2 separate regions of the Mus musculus genome follow, and region 2 is linked to region 1. A link is a loop called in an ENCODE intact Hi-C map of the cell type or tissue named here. Cell type or tissue: left cerebral cortex. All regions are shown on one strand. Links, peaks and the distances in the headings refer to the core of each region. The heading gives the core; the rest is flanking DNA.

Region 1 (7,912 bases), core at 1,415-5,414:
TTTACCCACAGAGCCATATCAAGAGCCCAAACTCAACAAATTATAATCCTAAAAAGTTTTTTATCCAAAGTAGTTAAGTGAACACTGTTTTTTTGAGATAGGATTTCTATTAGCCCTAGCTATCTTAGAACTCACTCTGTAAACAAAGCTGGCCTTAAATTCACAGAGATCCACCTGCCCCTGCCCCTCAAGCGCTGGGACTGAAGGTGAGCACCACCTCTACCTGGCTAGATACACTTATTTTTATTATGATATATTTGCCAGCTATGTGTCCAATTCCTGTGGAGGACCTAAAAAGGACTCAGATCCCTGGGAACTGGAGTTACAGGTAACTATGCGCTACCATGCAAGTGCTGGCAACTGGGACCAGGTCCTCTGCAAAAGCAGCCAGTGCTCCCAGCCATCTCTCCAGCTCCCCTAGCTGTGGAATTCTACTGCCCCTATATAAAATCACCCTGGGACATCTCCTCAGCAGAAATCTTCAGTGTGTGTCCTCACCCCTTTCCTGGACCAAAACAAAAAGTACTTCTTTGAGGACGATGGCCCAGCATCTGCCTGTTTAGTCTTTGCTAGACAACACTCTTGTTATGGATCCTCGTAGCAATGATTCGTCTCTCACAAATGCTTTCCATGGTTCCCATTCTGCCTTTAAACGTTTCTCTCTGATTTCAACCCTCAAACAGACACAGAGTTTACTATGCAGTGTGACACTCGAATGCCCACTGCTTTTTGAGTCAATTCCCAAATAAAGTATTTCTCTTTAAGAATCCCTGATTGTAAGCAGGGCATGGTGGCGCACGCCTTTAATCCCAGCACTTGGGAGGCAGAGGCAGGCAGATTTCTGAGTTCGAGGCCAGGCTGGTCTACAAAGTGAGTTCCAGGACAGCCAGGGCTACACAGAGAAACCCTGTCTCAAAAACAAAACAAAACAAAACAAAACAAAAAATCTCTGATTGTTGGGCTGCAGCTCATGGTTTTACAAGCACCATCTGCTCTTCCAGAAGACCCAGGTTCAATTCCCAGCACCCACATGGCAGCTCATAGCTGTCTGTAACTCCAGTTCCAGAGGAGCTAGTGCCCTTTTCTAGCTTCTGTAGGCAACAGAAACACATGTGGTACACAGACATATACCCAGGCAAAATAGCCATATAAAAGATATTTTAAAATTTTTAAAAGACTCAATCATGTAGAACTACCTATAGTTAACTGAAATGTCACCAAGATATATTGAAAAAAGAAAGAAAGCCACAAGATCCAAAACAAATTATAGTGTGTGTGTCTGTGTGTGTATGTTTATTCATTATATGGTGAATTTTTTTTCTGAACAATTATTCAAGAAAGATATAACAGCAGAAGTATTAGGGATAAGAAATATGTTAAAGGACTCGAGTTTTACTTCTAATTGTCCTAGCCAGGTGTCGGGAACACACCTGTAGTCCCAGCCATGGAAGGATGAGGCAGGAGCATCATGAACCCAAACTTGGTAAATAATCAGTCCATAGTTAATCTAATCAGCAAAGCTGGTCTCGGGCATGCTGGTCCCTGGGCTGTGCTGAAAACCCCTACTTCTCGTTGGAAAACAGCTTAGCACTGGCCTAACACACATTCATGGCACTCTGAATCTACACACGATTCCAATTCAACTCAACAGTCACTAAATACTGGAGCAGTGAGATGGCTCAGCAGGTGAAAGCACTTGCTACCAAGCCTGCTGGGCTGAGTGTGACGCTCAACACTCACATGGTGGAAGGAGAGAACCAACTCCTAAAAGCTGAACTCTGACCTCCGCGAAAATATGTACACACACAATAAATAAATAAATATATAAATAAATACAGAAATGTAATTTTTAAAAATTAAAGCGAAGCTGGGCAGTGGTGGCACTTGTCTTTAATCCAAGCACGGAGAGGCAGAGAAGCAGAGAGGCAGAGGCTAGTCCCATCCACTTGCCGCTGCCTCTCCAGTGCTAGGATTACAGTATTCATCAGCACTGTATGTCCAGCCCCGTCTTTCTGACAACTCTCCTCCATCCAGTTCCACCAACCTGAGAATAAAAACTGCTCTCCAATGACTAGTATGACTAGAATTTCCTGCACATCATTCATTTCGAAGCACTAAGAAAACTACTTGACAAACATTCATTTTAGGATCATACTAACACAGTGCAGAATATTTTCATTTTTCAGAGAGGGAATCTGAGGTTCAAAGATAAAGCTACACGTCCAGGATTTAGAACCCATATTCTACAGACTCCTGAGAGGCAATCCTTAGCCATTGTTTACCGATCTCCCCAAACCCTCTAACAGGTCTAGCAATAGACCGGGAAGTCACTCCCTCCTCTGGCCCAGGAAAAGGGGAAAAGAACTAAGAGTTTTGCAGGGGTAGAATTTTTGACCAATTGCCATCTTCGGTTCTTCTGCTAAAATGCTCTCAAGACACCGGGAACATTCCATCCAGAGTCAGACAACCTAAAGAGGCCACTGGAACCAGGTAATTGGCACAGTCCCTGGTGTCTGGGTGTGAAAACCGAGGCCTTGCCTCTCGCAGGTCTTCCCGCCGGCAAAGTGACCACTGCCCAAGCGGACACTGGCCCAGCCTGGCCAAGCCCTGGCGCCTGGGTATCCTTCAGGATCAGAATGAGCAGAAGCCAGAACTCCCACCTGAACCGTGAGGGGGTGGGTCACCCACAGCCAGGGAGGGTGGGCATATGCCTCGGTGTCCACCCACCCCACGCAAGAAGAGGGAGGGTCTACCACTGAGAGCGACTCTGCGCAGCCGGGGTCCAGGGAGTTACTGGGCCAGGCGGTCCAAAGCTGGCTGAGGACGGCAACCGTCCCTGCTACCTGCACTCTGTCCCCTGAGCCAGCCTCCCGAGGTGCCCCTAACTTTCCCCAAAACCAAAAAAGCCGCGGCGCCGATCGGATGTTGTGTTCTCACCTGGCACCGGGTTCCAGCCACCTCCAGCGAGCTGAGAGTACTGACACGCCCCCTTTCATTCACCTGCGGCCCTCCAGTGAGAAGCGGGGAAGATGACCAATGGTGGGAGATCTTGGGCTGATGAAGGCGGGCCCTTCAGCCAGCAGGTCCGTCAATGGTCCGGGTACCCACCTCTGGAGGATGCGCTCTGAAGACTCCAGCGTTCATGGGGTGATGGGAGTTGTGGTCTTGTTAGTGTCCGAGACTTTGGGAAATAATCCACTATGAAAACCAAGTTCGAGCCAACAAAAGTTTCTTTATTCAAAAAACCGGTATATTAGGAAGTCGGCTGGGTTCTGGATCCAAACCGTGTCAGGGAGAGTCAGAACAACCTTTTAAAGCAAAAACAAAAACATAAAAAACAATAACAAAACAACAACAACAAAACCCACAGATTAGGTAGGGTAGGGGCAGCCAATCGGGTGCATGCATGCTGTATTTCAACCGTTTCTCACACCTGACATCTTAAGTGGGTTACTACCTGTCAAATACCTCAGATGGTTTTCTTGATAACTTGCCCTGGATTGAGGCCAGCCAATCAGAGCCTGTGTAGCGGCTGCTGGGTTTCAGACCGGACTGGGTGCTAACCAGCAAGGCATGGGGTAGGGTAATGTGGACCTAAATTCCTGTGGGGCGCCTGGAGCCTGAACCCATTTCCGGGAGCTCAGCTGTTTCTTAAAATTTAGCCTAGTACAAGATGGAGACTATGTACAAGATGGGGTCTCTGAAGCTAAAGTGGCTCCAAGACTCTCAGCACTCTGTATAAAAGACAAAACTACATGTACCAAGATGCCCAAAGGATAAGAAGGAAAAAAAAAAAAAGCAAAGCCCTATTTGAGGCTGGAGAGGTGGTTGGGTGGTTGAGAGCATGTTCTACTCTTGCATAGGGCCTGAGTTCAGGCTCCATCCACATCAAGCTGCCCACGACCACCTGCAACTTGAGCTCCAAGGAGTCTGAGGACCTCTGATGACCACATACACACAGGAGGGCGTTCGAGCACGTGCAGGAACACACACTGTTTGTTTTGTGGTGTCACACATTATTTATTTACTTTTTAAATTATTATTGCATATATGTGAGTGCACTGTCACTGTCTTCAGACACACCAGAAAAGGGCATCGGATCCCATTACAGATGGTTGTGAGCCATCATGGGGTTGCTGGGAATTGAACTCAGGACCTCTGGAAAAGCAGTCAGTGCCCGTAACCACTGAGTCATCTCTCCAGCTGTTTGTTTTTAAGCTATGAAGTGGCAATAGGCAGGATCATGAAGAAATTCGACTTCTTTCTCTCCTAGGTTTGGTCAAAATGTCAATGAATCTACATTTGCCTTTACCAATTTCTGATTTCTTCTGGAATCCGTGTGTGTGACTGATAAAGCCGACCAGAGAGGGCTTCAGATCCCCTGGAACTGGAGTTATAGACAATTGGGTGGTACCACGTGGGCACCGGAAATGAAAGCCGGGTCCTCTGTAGGAACAGCGAGTGCTCTTTACCGCCGAACCATCATCATTCCAGCTGTACCACGTTTCTTTAAAACATAGACAAGGCTTAAAATGTATCATACAATGCCTATTTTCCCCTGGGACAGAGTTTCTCTGTGTAGCCATGGCTGTCCTGGAACTTGATCTGTAGAGCAGGCTGGCCTCAAACTTTTGCCTCCCGGATGCTGGGACTCAGCGCATGCGCCACCCCGCCTGCAAAGGCTAGTCACTTGACCTATAACACCTCATCTAGCCCGTCTAAAGGCTAATGGCTCTCCCAGGACCTCAGGATTGTTAACACAGCAGTCCTTCCTATGTACTGGGTGCTGCCTAACCCTCACACTCTCTTAGATTCCTTTCTCTGCCTCTCTCTTTACCATCCCAGACCTTAAGGATGCTCTCCTCACAATTCCTTTACACCCAGATCCACATGACCTCTTTGCCGTCGCCTGGGAAGACTCTTAACTCTGGAACAGGCATCTCAGCTTACTTGGACTGCCCTTCCTTCCCAGGGGTTCCGTGATAGCCCCATTTCTCCAACCAGCGTGGCCCCTGACCTCCTTTATCTTGACCTCTCTCCCAACCACTTAACTGGCAACTTCTTAACTTAATAGAAAACAAAGGAGACAGCATCTCTCCTTCTAAACCTCACTTTCTGACCTTCAGATCAATTATCTAGGCTTCCCCTTGTCCCCTAACAGCCAGGAATTCACTCTTGGTCAGAGAGTATCTGCAGTTTCTTAAGGTTCCATCTACCAGGGAAGACGTTCTCCCCTTCCTTGCCTGGCAGAACCTGGATTGGCAACTGCTCACCCAGTCTAGGAAACTGCTAAGAGCCCTCCAAATGAGCCTCTGGACCCGGCTAAGCCTGCCATGCCTAGTTTCACCTCACCTCAGAGATGTGCTCCTATAGCCCTTGCCCTGGCTCCCCTAGACACTTGACCAACCCTTTATTCTGAATACTACATTTTGGGGAATGACTCTGGGGGATTGGGAGCAAAGGAGAGGACAAACATTTGTCCCTACAGCCTATCTTTTCTCAACAGCTAGATACAACAGTTAGGAATGGCAGCTCTGCTTACCCACACTAACAGCAGCCTCTCTATAGACCCGGGAGGCCTTGTATGCTCACATTTGGTCACCTTTTCTTCATTCTCTCACCACACTGGTTCAAGGACTTCCTGTCACACAAGAACCTTTCTCCTTTGTCCCCTTGGAGGCTTCAACTTATTCATATTGCCCTCCTAAAAAGAAAAAAAAAAAACAATATCTCAATTGACTCCTGGCCTCCTCTCAACCCTGTACACTCCTTCCCAAGGCTACTACCCTCACCCCCTCCTGCCTAGAATTGATAGAACCTAGTGGGGAAACCCCCACTCAATTCCCGATTCGGCGGGCACCCAAAAAATCATGAAGGACCATCTTTATGTAATTACAGGAGGTAGTTTAATGACGGAGCTCTGGACTGACATGCATCCCACACAGGAGATAACAGATGTCGGCCACGAGGCTCAAAAGCTAGGGTTTTTATGGGGTAAGGGGCTTAGGGGTGTGGAATTCAGCATAGCGACACACTATTGGCTTATTCAAACATCAGCAGAAAAATTACATGTACGTGCAGGCTGTCAGAGTTCTGTGAGTTGTTGACTCAGTTCACATAGCCCTGTTATGTCCTCACATTCCTCTTTATCTTATGGTCAAGTTGTTCCCCGGAATGTTTTAACTACGGGGCATACCCGGGTTTGTTTTTCTTTTTTTCTCAGCCCCAGGCAGCCTCTAGGCTCACAAACAACCAGCAATTTCTGAGTACTTTATATGACTTACAGGTCTTGAAATTTCATCTTTCTTTCATTCCCCTCTTCTTCTACTAAGTAATTCTAATCTTAGAATTTCAGAAGTCTATATCTCTATGTGGAGAATAGAAATCATACTCTTCTTCTATCTTAACTATAAGTTGGTGTTGACGCTGGAAGACCATAAGCTGTACAGTATTTACTCTATTTTTAACATGGGAACAAAAACAGAATAAGAAGGGATAGTAAACAGAACTAGGCAGGGACCCTTCTAGTGAGGTTTGAGGGTCTGGGCATGATGTAGGTGTACGAAGATCAGATCTCTGGCTGGAACTGGTGAGATGTCTTTGGGGTACCTAGCTCATTCACTGTAGCCAGTTGTGACCAGACTTCTTTCTGCACCACCTGCAAGCCTTTTAACTTAGCATACAGATCATTTCTAAGTGCTAGCATTATTAGCATGTGCCACCTTCTCAGGTTCTAGTCTGTTATTTACCTCTCTTTGCTTCTGTTTCCTAACTGTAATGGAGATCTCATATAATGTTCTCTCTCTCTCTCTCTCTCTCTCTCTCTCTCTCTCTCTATATATATATATATATATATATATATATATATATATATATGTCTTTTGTTCCTCCTCCTTGTCTTTGCTTCCTTTGGATGTTATCTAATTATCACATCTATATCCTGTCACTCATCTTCTCTCATAGTTTACCTCTGCCCTGGTTTATCTTTCTGTCTCACTGCACATCTTTGATTCTGTCTCTGGTCTCTGTCTTTGTCAGCCTCATGTTTCCTCAACTCTTCTTGTCTGTCTCTTACTTACTGGTTCCTCCTCTAAATATTTCTCATTCAGAGTATCTCTTTCATCTCAGACCTCTCTAATCTCCTTCATCTCTATTTTTACTTCTCCTCACTGTTAACCTCTCTATTTGCCACTGTCATCCATTTCTCCTGAGTCTGCTGAAGCTTTGCTTTTAGCTCACTTCTTTGCAGACCTCTATCCTTCCTTTCTTTCTCCTCCTCTGCACTTTCTTATCGACTTACCCTGTCCTTTTAACTTTTGTAACTTCCTGTAACCTTGGTCAGATTGTTGGGGCACTTTCTAGTCCCACAGAGACGAGACCCCCATCAGAGCCTGGCAGTTAGTCTCGCAGGTGCTCCTTACCTTGGACAGAAGCCCCAAGTGGGCGGATGCCTCCCTCACTGGAGCTTGGAACAGACTCACTGCCAGCATCTCAGGGAGGGGTCGCCTGAGAAGAGAAAACACGTGGGGCAGGGAAGGGAGTACAGCTCTCACAGCTGGCTGTACCGGGCCACTGATATCTCAAAGTGAAAGCACTTTTTCTGTTAACGAGAGACGGGATGCAGGGGACAGGGGAATGAGAAGCAGCCAGGGAACCTGCAGTGCTCTTGGCCAGCCACTCCCTCAGCCTCCTCTATCTCCCCTTCAGCAGCCACAACATCCAGAGCCACTGACTTTTCAGGGACCACCCCTCTTTTGCTCTGGGTTTCCCAGCTCATTTCTCCCTAGGTTCCAGGTCCATGGGCGGGACCACTGTGACCTGCTGGCTGCTCCCTGGAGTTGGAGTGGGAGGCAGGGCAGCTGAGGATCTGAAAGGAAGTGGTCAGCATAGGGATCTGACAGGATTCTTAGGT
Region 2 (7,912 bases), core at 1,482-5,481, 140 kb before region 1:
CCATTCATTCTATTATTATTATCATTATTAATTCTATTATTATTATTATTAATTATTTCATATACTATATCCATACCACAGCCTCCCATTCTCTCCATTCCTCCTAGTCTACCCCCCACCCCCCAACTCATTCTTTTTTTCCTTTAGTTAGGGTAGGGTTAGGATTAGGATTTTTTGTTTTGTTTTTGTTTTTTTGTTTGTTTGTTTTTTCGAGACAGGGTTTCTCTGTGTAGGTAGCCCTGGCTGTCCTGGAACTCACTCTGTAGACCAGGCTGGCCTCGAACTCAGAGATCCACCTGCTTCTGCCTCCCAAGTGCTGAGATTAAAGGAGTGTGCCACCACTCCTGGCCAGCCTTTCTTTAATTTAAAATTTTATTTTTGCTTTATGCATATGGGTCTTTTGCTTACGTGTATGTTTGTGTACCTGTGTGCATGCAGTGCCCAAGAAAGCCAGAAAAGGGCATTGAATGCTTTGAATCTGGGGTTAGAGGTGACTGTGAGCTACCATGAGAGTGCTGGTGCTGGGGTCTTCTGCGAGAACAGCAAGTGCTCTTATCTGCTGAGCCCAGCTCTTATCTTATCTACCCCAGCCTCTTGCCAGTTATGTTGACTGTTGGTTTACACAGTCGTGTGTGTGTGTGTGTGTGTGTGTGTGTGTGTGTGTGTGTGTGTGTGCATTAGTGCAGTTTGTTGAGGTGTAGGGACTCTGGGGGTTGAGCCCAGGGCTTCACACAGGCTAGTCAAACAATAAATAGCTTTACTCATAGTCCTCTTTAGACTTGAGACAGGGTCTAAGTTGTCTAGCCTAGTCTTGAACTCACCCAGTAGCTCGGGCAGGCCCTGAGTTTGAGATCTTTCTGCTTCAGCCTCCCATGTAGCTGGGATTACAGACCTATGCTACCTGGGTAAAATGGGCTGCCATACCTGGCTTGGATTCTTATATTCTTTTTTTTATAGACAATGAACTGGAGGCTCAGCGCAGTCCTTTGAGGTTGGGCCTGACCAGCCCTAGGTGTTTCTGTGCTTCATCTTCAAGTCTAACTGACCTGTGACTCGTGCTTGGCTATAGAGAGGGTTAGAACGGCCCAGCACAGGAGCTCATACCATGCTCTGCCAGGCACACTGACCTTGGAACCACTGATCCAGCCTCCACCTTGAAGCTGTGCGGACTCTGGGATGGAATCTCTTTCTCGGCGTTTTCCATTTTTGCACATGTCACCATATCCCTGTATTCCTGTTATTTCTGATTAAGTGTGAGCCAGTTCTAACCCCGTTTTAGAACAGAGTAGGATATAAATACGGAGTGGATAAACATTTGCGTGTGCCGCGGCAGGCTGGGTGGACAGGAGGCAGCAGCTATCTTTACTTGTCTCCTGGTCTGCCACGGAGCTTAGGGGACACAGCAGGCCAATGTCAGATGTTGCTAGGCACACTGAGGAAACTTTGCTGTGGGACCTTTTACAGCCACCGGGTTGTTCTATTTGCAGACAGGGTCTCAAGTGGCTCAGATTGGTCTTCTCAAAGTTACATGTGACCAGGCGCTCCTGCTATCCCTGTCTGCCTACCTCCTGTGTGCAGGCCTTCAATTCACCCTTCTCCTGCCTCAGCCTCCCAAATCCTGGGAGTATCACTCAGCATCATGGCTAACTTGGTAGTTTTGGTTTTCAAAACATATTTCCTTGGATAAACCTTATTTTTTATTTTTTGGGGAGTTTTTCGAGACAGGGTTTCTCTGTGTAGCCCTGGCTGTCCTGGAACTCACTCTGTAGACCAGGCTGGCCTCGAACTCAGAAATCCACCTGCCTCTGCCTCCCGAGTGCTGGGATTAAAGGTGTGTGCCACCACCGCCCAGTGTTGGATAAACTTTAAAGTTGTATGTCTTCCCTTAAGAGAAGCCTTGAAAATGGTTCCGTTCACTTTGCTGATCTTATTATAGTATTTATGATTTTTAAAAATTATTATTATTATTTTAAAAAGATTTATTTATTAGTATACATAAGTACACTGTAGCTGACTTCAGACACACCAGAAGAAGTTGTCAGCTCTCATTACAGGTGGTTGTGAGCCACCATGTGGTTGCTGGGATTTGAACTCAGGACCTTTGGTAGAACAGTCAGTGCTCTTACACACTGAGCCATCTCACCAGCCCCCATTATTATTATTTTTTCTTTTTTTAAAAGATTTATTTATTATTATATGTAAGTACACTATAGCTGTCTTCAGACACACCAGAAGAGGGAGTCAGATCTTGTTAGGGATGGTTGTGAACCCTCATGTGGTTGCTGGGATTTGAACTCTGGACCTTCAGAAGAGCAGTCCGGTGCTCTTACCCACTGAGCCATCTCACCAGCCCCCATCATTATTATTATTTTTAAAATTTTTTATTTATTTTATGCATGTGAGTATACTAGCTATCTTCAGACACACCAGAAGAGGGCATTGGAGCCCATTACGGATGGATGTGAACTACCATGTGGTGGCTGGGAATTGAACTTAGGATCTTTGGAAGAGCAGTCTGTGCTCTTAACCACTGAGCCATCTCTCCAGCCCTAAAATTATTTTTTATTTTTGTTTTTGAAATAGAGATTCTTTGCATGGCCTTGGCTGTCCTCTAGCTCTGTATACCAGGCTGGCCTTGAACTCACAATCTTGAGTGCTGAGATTAAAGGCATGCACCACCTGCCACTGGCTTCAGATTTTATTTTCAATCATGTGTGTCCTTTGGGTAAGTGCACAGGAGCACTGGTACCCTCAGAGGCTAGAGGTGTGGGATCTATGGAAGATGAGCGCAGAGGCGAGTGAGAGCTGCCTAATGGGGATCAATCGAATTCAGGCGCTCTGCAAAAGCCATGTATGCTGTTTCTGAAGCGGGACCTCACTGTTGAGTGTAGAGTGCCTTAAACTCTTGATTCTCCTGCCTCAGCCTCCTGAGTGCTGAGGTTTCAAGGCCTGTGTCACCATGACTAACCCAACTCTTTTTTTCTGAGAGGGCTCCTAAGTGGTGTTTGCAGGTGACTCACCCTGCTTCACTCTGGTTACTTTTCAAGGCTGCTCTGAGCTTCTTAGGTTGCGCCTGCGCTCTTAGAGTCTGTTTGTCATCACTACCACCTCCATTATCCATCCATTCACAGTTTCTACGCGTCTAGTATGGTAGAGGCTAAGGTGCTGGCAAGAAAAGGCAGGAAACAGTCAAGGATGAGGTGTTGCTGTTCTCAGAGTCTGCAGTCTGGGAGGGATGCCAGACACAGTGAACATTTTCAGATAATCCAAACATCACTGAAGCTTTCTGAGTTGAGGATGTAGCTCAGGGCTAGGGTGCTTGCTTAGCATGCACAAGGCCCCTGGGTTTGACCTCTGGCACTGCACACCCAAAAAGAAAAAGGCCTGACGTGGTGGCGTGCACCTTAATATCAGCATCCAGGATGCAAGGGCAGGTGGAGCTCTGAATTGAAGGTCAGCCTGGTCGGTATGGTGAACTCCAGGTGGCGGGGGAGGGGAGGCGAGAAGGAAGAAAGAAAAGAGAGAAAAAAAGGGGGGCGTTGCTTGACCTGAGATGGATAACTGTGAGCTTCAGTGTGCTAAACCCAGAACCATGCAAGGAAGTAGCGCCTGTAGGGGCTTAATCCTGCCTAAGGAAACCAGGGGGACTGCAGAGGGGTAACCATAGCTAATATGTACTAGCAAGTTCTCTACAGAGTTCATTTACTTTATACCCCTGCAGGGTACGAAATGTTTGAACGGTGTGCAGAGAGGGGCAACAGAGAAGCTCTTGGTCCAGCGTCCCACTGTCCTGGAGCACTGGCCTGAGCGTGTAATCCCGAGTGACAGCACGCTCCTTCCCTCCACGAAGTGTTTCGGTTGGGCCTTGAATGGGTTCACTGACCAGTTAGGTAAAAGTATTCCAGGCAGAGGGGACAGCTCATCTGAGAGCACGGAAAGCAAGCTCAGTGGGGCTGAGCCGTAAGGAATGAATGGGCAGGCAGGCAGGCAGGGCTGGCTGGAGTTTACGTAAGGGTTTCTTTTTCTTTGTGTGTATGCCTGTGTGTAGCTATGTTCACCTGCACGTGCTGAATGGCTGTCCTGCTCTGTCACTCTTGGCCTTACACCCGTGAGAGGTCTCTAATAGCATGGAGTTATGTCAGTACTCCTCTCTGCCCCCCCAGATTTGGGACCAAAGATGTGTGTGTGGTCACATTTGAGCTTGTTATGAAACTTTGGACTCACTTCAAATTCATGCATTTGTACCAAGTATTCAACTGCTGAACCCAAGTTTTCACTAAAGCCACAGACCCCCCTCCTCCTCCACTCCAGATAATGCTAAAAATTATTTTGACAGTTTCATGTATATAATATATTCTGATCACAACCATCTTCCCCGCTCTTCTTTCCCCAACCTCTGCCAACCCCTCCCTCTTTCCAGCAAGCGCCCCACCACCCCCATTCATGCTTTTGTTTTTGTGAATGTCTATTTAGAACGTGTAAATGTCTACTTGGAACGGCCGTGCTGTCATTCTCTGACTGCAGAGTGCCAGGGTACTTCAGTGTGGCCTTCTCAGGTTTCGCAGAGAGGTCATAAGAGTCTGTAGCAGAGTGATGCGGAGTGTGAGCTCGGAGCCAAGGCAAATCCCACCGGCTCTGCCTCCTCACAGGTAAAATGGGATCACACCTGATTTTAACTAAGAGGCCAAGAAGCAGAGGAAATGGGACTTCCGGCTGGAGAGATGTCTGGTGGCTGCTGCTTTTGCAGAGGTCATTCTCTGGAGAGACAGAGGGCAGTTTACACCTTCCTGTGTAAATACTGTTTTGACTTGCCTGTAGTAAGTGTTGTCTGGGAGGCTTACAGCTTTCTATCTGCTAACCTAAGCCTAGTCCTGGAAGCTTGTAACCTCTGTACAATCTAATCCAGGCCCAGAATATCTCCAGCCTCTGAGACTTGCTGCTGAAGAAGCACCTCACCCTAGTTCTTTCTCATCTTTCTCATCAGCTGCTCTGGCTCCGACTGATTCAACCTGGCTTCTCTTGGCTTCTGATTGATTTGCTCTGCTTGGCCTCAAACTACTTCAGTCTGTTCTAATCTTCTGACTCCATCTCCTTCTCTGACTCATTCACCTGGGTTTAGCTTGTTTTCTCTTGCAACCTATTTCTCTAAACTGACCTGGTATAACTGTCTCCTCGGCCGGGCAGTGGTGGCACATACTTTTAATCCTAGTACTTGGGAGGCAGAGGCAGGCGAATTTCTGAGTTCGAGACCAACCTGGTCTACAAAGTGAGTTCCAGGACAGCCAGGGCTATACAGAGAAACCCTGTCTCGAAAAAACCGAAAAAAAAAAAAAAAAAAAAACCAACCAACCAAACACCCCCCCCCCCCCCGCAAAAAAAAAAAACCACACCAAAAACCAAAAAACCTGTCTCCTCCTTCTCTTTTTCTGTCTCTGTGCTGCTCTCTCTTTTAAAGATTTATTTATTATTATATGTAAGTACACTGTAGCTGACTTCAGACACACCAGAAGAGGGCATCAGATCTCATTATGGGTGGTTGTTAGCCACCTTGTGGTTGCTGTGATTTGAACTCTGGACCTTCAGAAGAGAAGTCAGTGCTCTTAACCACTGAGCCATCTCTTCAGTCCCTTTGTGTTGCTCTCTTAAGTAGCTTCTCTTTCCTCATGAGAGTTGGGCACATCCTATGTCTCACTCATTCTGTTGAGTCTTTCTTTGATTTGTCACTTTGTCCGCCACTCAACGATCAATTTCAAACATGAGTTCTTTCTTCTATGCATTGTTTGGGATTAAAGGTGTGTGCTAAGGGTTGAGCCACACCACAACTAAAAACAGGTTTTTTTTTTTCAGTATATAACACAATTTTAGGGTTTACAGTGTGATCAGATATCCTGCAACATTCCTGTTAACTCCAGCTCCAAGCGTTCCATGATCTCTTCTGACCTCCCTAGGCACTGCAGGCACATGGTACATATATACATATATACTCTGAGGTACAGGTGAATTCATATAATTTTTTTAAAAAATGGAATTGATAGGCCCTTCATAGGGTTGCATTGAATGAGCTAGGTATTATTTGAAAAGCTCTTGCTGTAGTGCCAGGCTAATACCTATGTACTCTTTATTTTTTGAGACAGGGTCTCTCTCTCTCTCTCTCTAGTCTGACTAATCTGGAACTATGTAGATCAGACTGACCTAAAGACCCACTTGCTACTATATACATTTTTTCTTTGGTAGACAAGGTTTCTCTGTGTACCCCTGGTCATTCCAGAATTTACTCCATGGACCAGGGATCAGGTTGGCCTCAAGTTCAGAGTTCTTCCTGCCTCTGCCTCCTGAATGCTGGGATCAAGAGTGTGTGCCACCACTTCACTGTGGCCTGGCTACATTTATTTCTTTTAAAGAAGATTTTTTTTTTTTTCGAGACAGGGTTTCTCTATAGCCGTGGCTGTCCTGGAACTCACTTTGTAGACGAGGCTGGCCTCGAACTCAGAAATCCACCTGCCTCTGCCTCCCGAGTGCTGGGATTAAAGGCGTTCACCACCACGCCCGGCTGTTTTGTTTTTGTTTTTGTTTTTTAATGTATTCAGGCTAGTCTGGAACTCCTGATCCTGCTGCCCTAGCCTCTGGGATTACCAGCTTCTGTTGTTCAGGAATCGCTACACAAACCATATGAACACTGATCCCAGCTAAGCAAGAATACTTTACTGAAGGCACCCAAGACTACTCAATCAGGGCCACAAAAAGGACTTGGGAACCTAACAGTGGTACAAGTCTGTTCTTAGGGCAGGTTTATTAAATAGGAAAAACCAAGTTCAGAAATTCAGAGGGCAGCAGGCGTGGTGACACACACCTTTAAGCCCAGCACTCGGGAGGCAGAGGCAGGCGGATTTCTGAGTTCAAGGCCAGCCTGGTCTACAAAGTGAGTTCCAGGACAGCCAGGGCTTTGCAGAGAAACCCTGTCTCAAAAAACCAAAACCAAACAAATAAACAAAAAACCACGCCCCCTCCCAAAAAAAGAAATTCAGAAGGCAAGGGTGGAGGCATTACTATGTACAGTTTTGCTAAGTAGACAGTATTATCAGCTGACTTTTAAGCTGACTGGGACTGCAGGAGGTAAGCGGTATGGTGAACAGGTGGTGAACTGGGGAGTTTCAGAGCACTGAGATTAGAGACTGAGTATTTACAATCACAGTGTTATGACCTCTTAGGAGAATATTTCAGCGTCAGCTATGGATAATTACTTCTGGAAAGCGGGGTCTGAGAACCTGAACTTAATTTCACCTTATGAGCAAAATGGAGATGGAATACAAAATGGGTACAGTTATGTTCGAAGGATCCGGCCTCACCACCGCTGCCTCATCTCATCTCTGTTGTCCATTCTTTATGTGGCAGCCTGGATGGTGGGCTGAAAGTGCCTGTCATTGCTTAGACCATAGGTGGAAAAAGATTTCTGAGACAGTAGGAGGGGCAAAGGATTTTCTGAGAACATTATCAGTCCCATCTGGTTGGGACTCAGACATAAACTAATATAACCCCCCACACACACACGCCTACCTTCCCGGTGAGCTACTTTCCCATAGGCCCATGCTCAGGCTACAATAGCCAGCTTTCTTTTCCTTTCCCTATTCAACGCTGTCATTTTCCTTTGGAGGCAGACCTGGAGTTTGCTTGTTTGTTTATTTATGGTTTTTCAAGACAGGGTTTCTCTGTGTAGCCCTGGCTGCCCTGGTACTCACTTTGTAGACCAGGCTGGCCTCAGAGATCCACCTGCCTCTGCCTCCCAAGTGCTGGGATTAAAGGCTTGCACCACCATTGCCCGGCAGACCTGGAGTTTATTATTTTGTTTCTGGCTTTGTAGATTAACCAGGTCAGTCTTGAATTTATCTGCCTCTGCCTCCTGAGTGTTGGGATT

The links. Peaks named below come from ENCODE experiments on the same cell type or tissue, not always from the same donor. Only the 100,000 strongest peaks of a DNase experiment are listed, where the experiment ranks them.
Region 2: it touches region 1 in a loop (2.1-fold over the local background); 1 of 42 quality-filtered maps calls a loop at or near these places.

Annotation. Positions count from the first base shown.
Region 1 is chr4:129,437,837-129,445,748 of GRCm38, forward strand. It overlaps Zbtb8b (zinc finger and BTB domain containing 8b), which reads right to left and starts at 2,982. Exons shown (of 4, transcript NM_153541.3): 1 at 2,938-2,982. In left cerebral cortex, for the core only: no CTCF peak of the experiment used is centred there; a DNase peak (open chromatin) is centred at 3,066; H3K4me3 peaks cover 1,053 bases.
Region 2 is chr4:129,294,771-129,302,682 of GRCm38, forward strand. All of the region lies in intron 2 of Sync (syncoilin), which reads left to right. Among named protein-coding and RNA genes, the nearest start is that of Sync, 11 kb to the left of the region's middle. In left cerebral cortex, for the core only: no CTCF peak of the experiment used is centred there; a DNase peak (open chromatin) is centred at 3,171.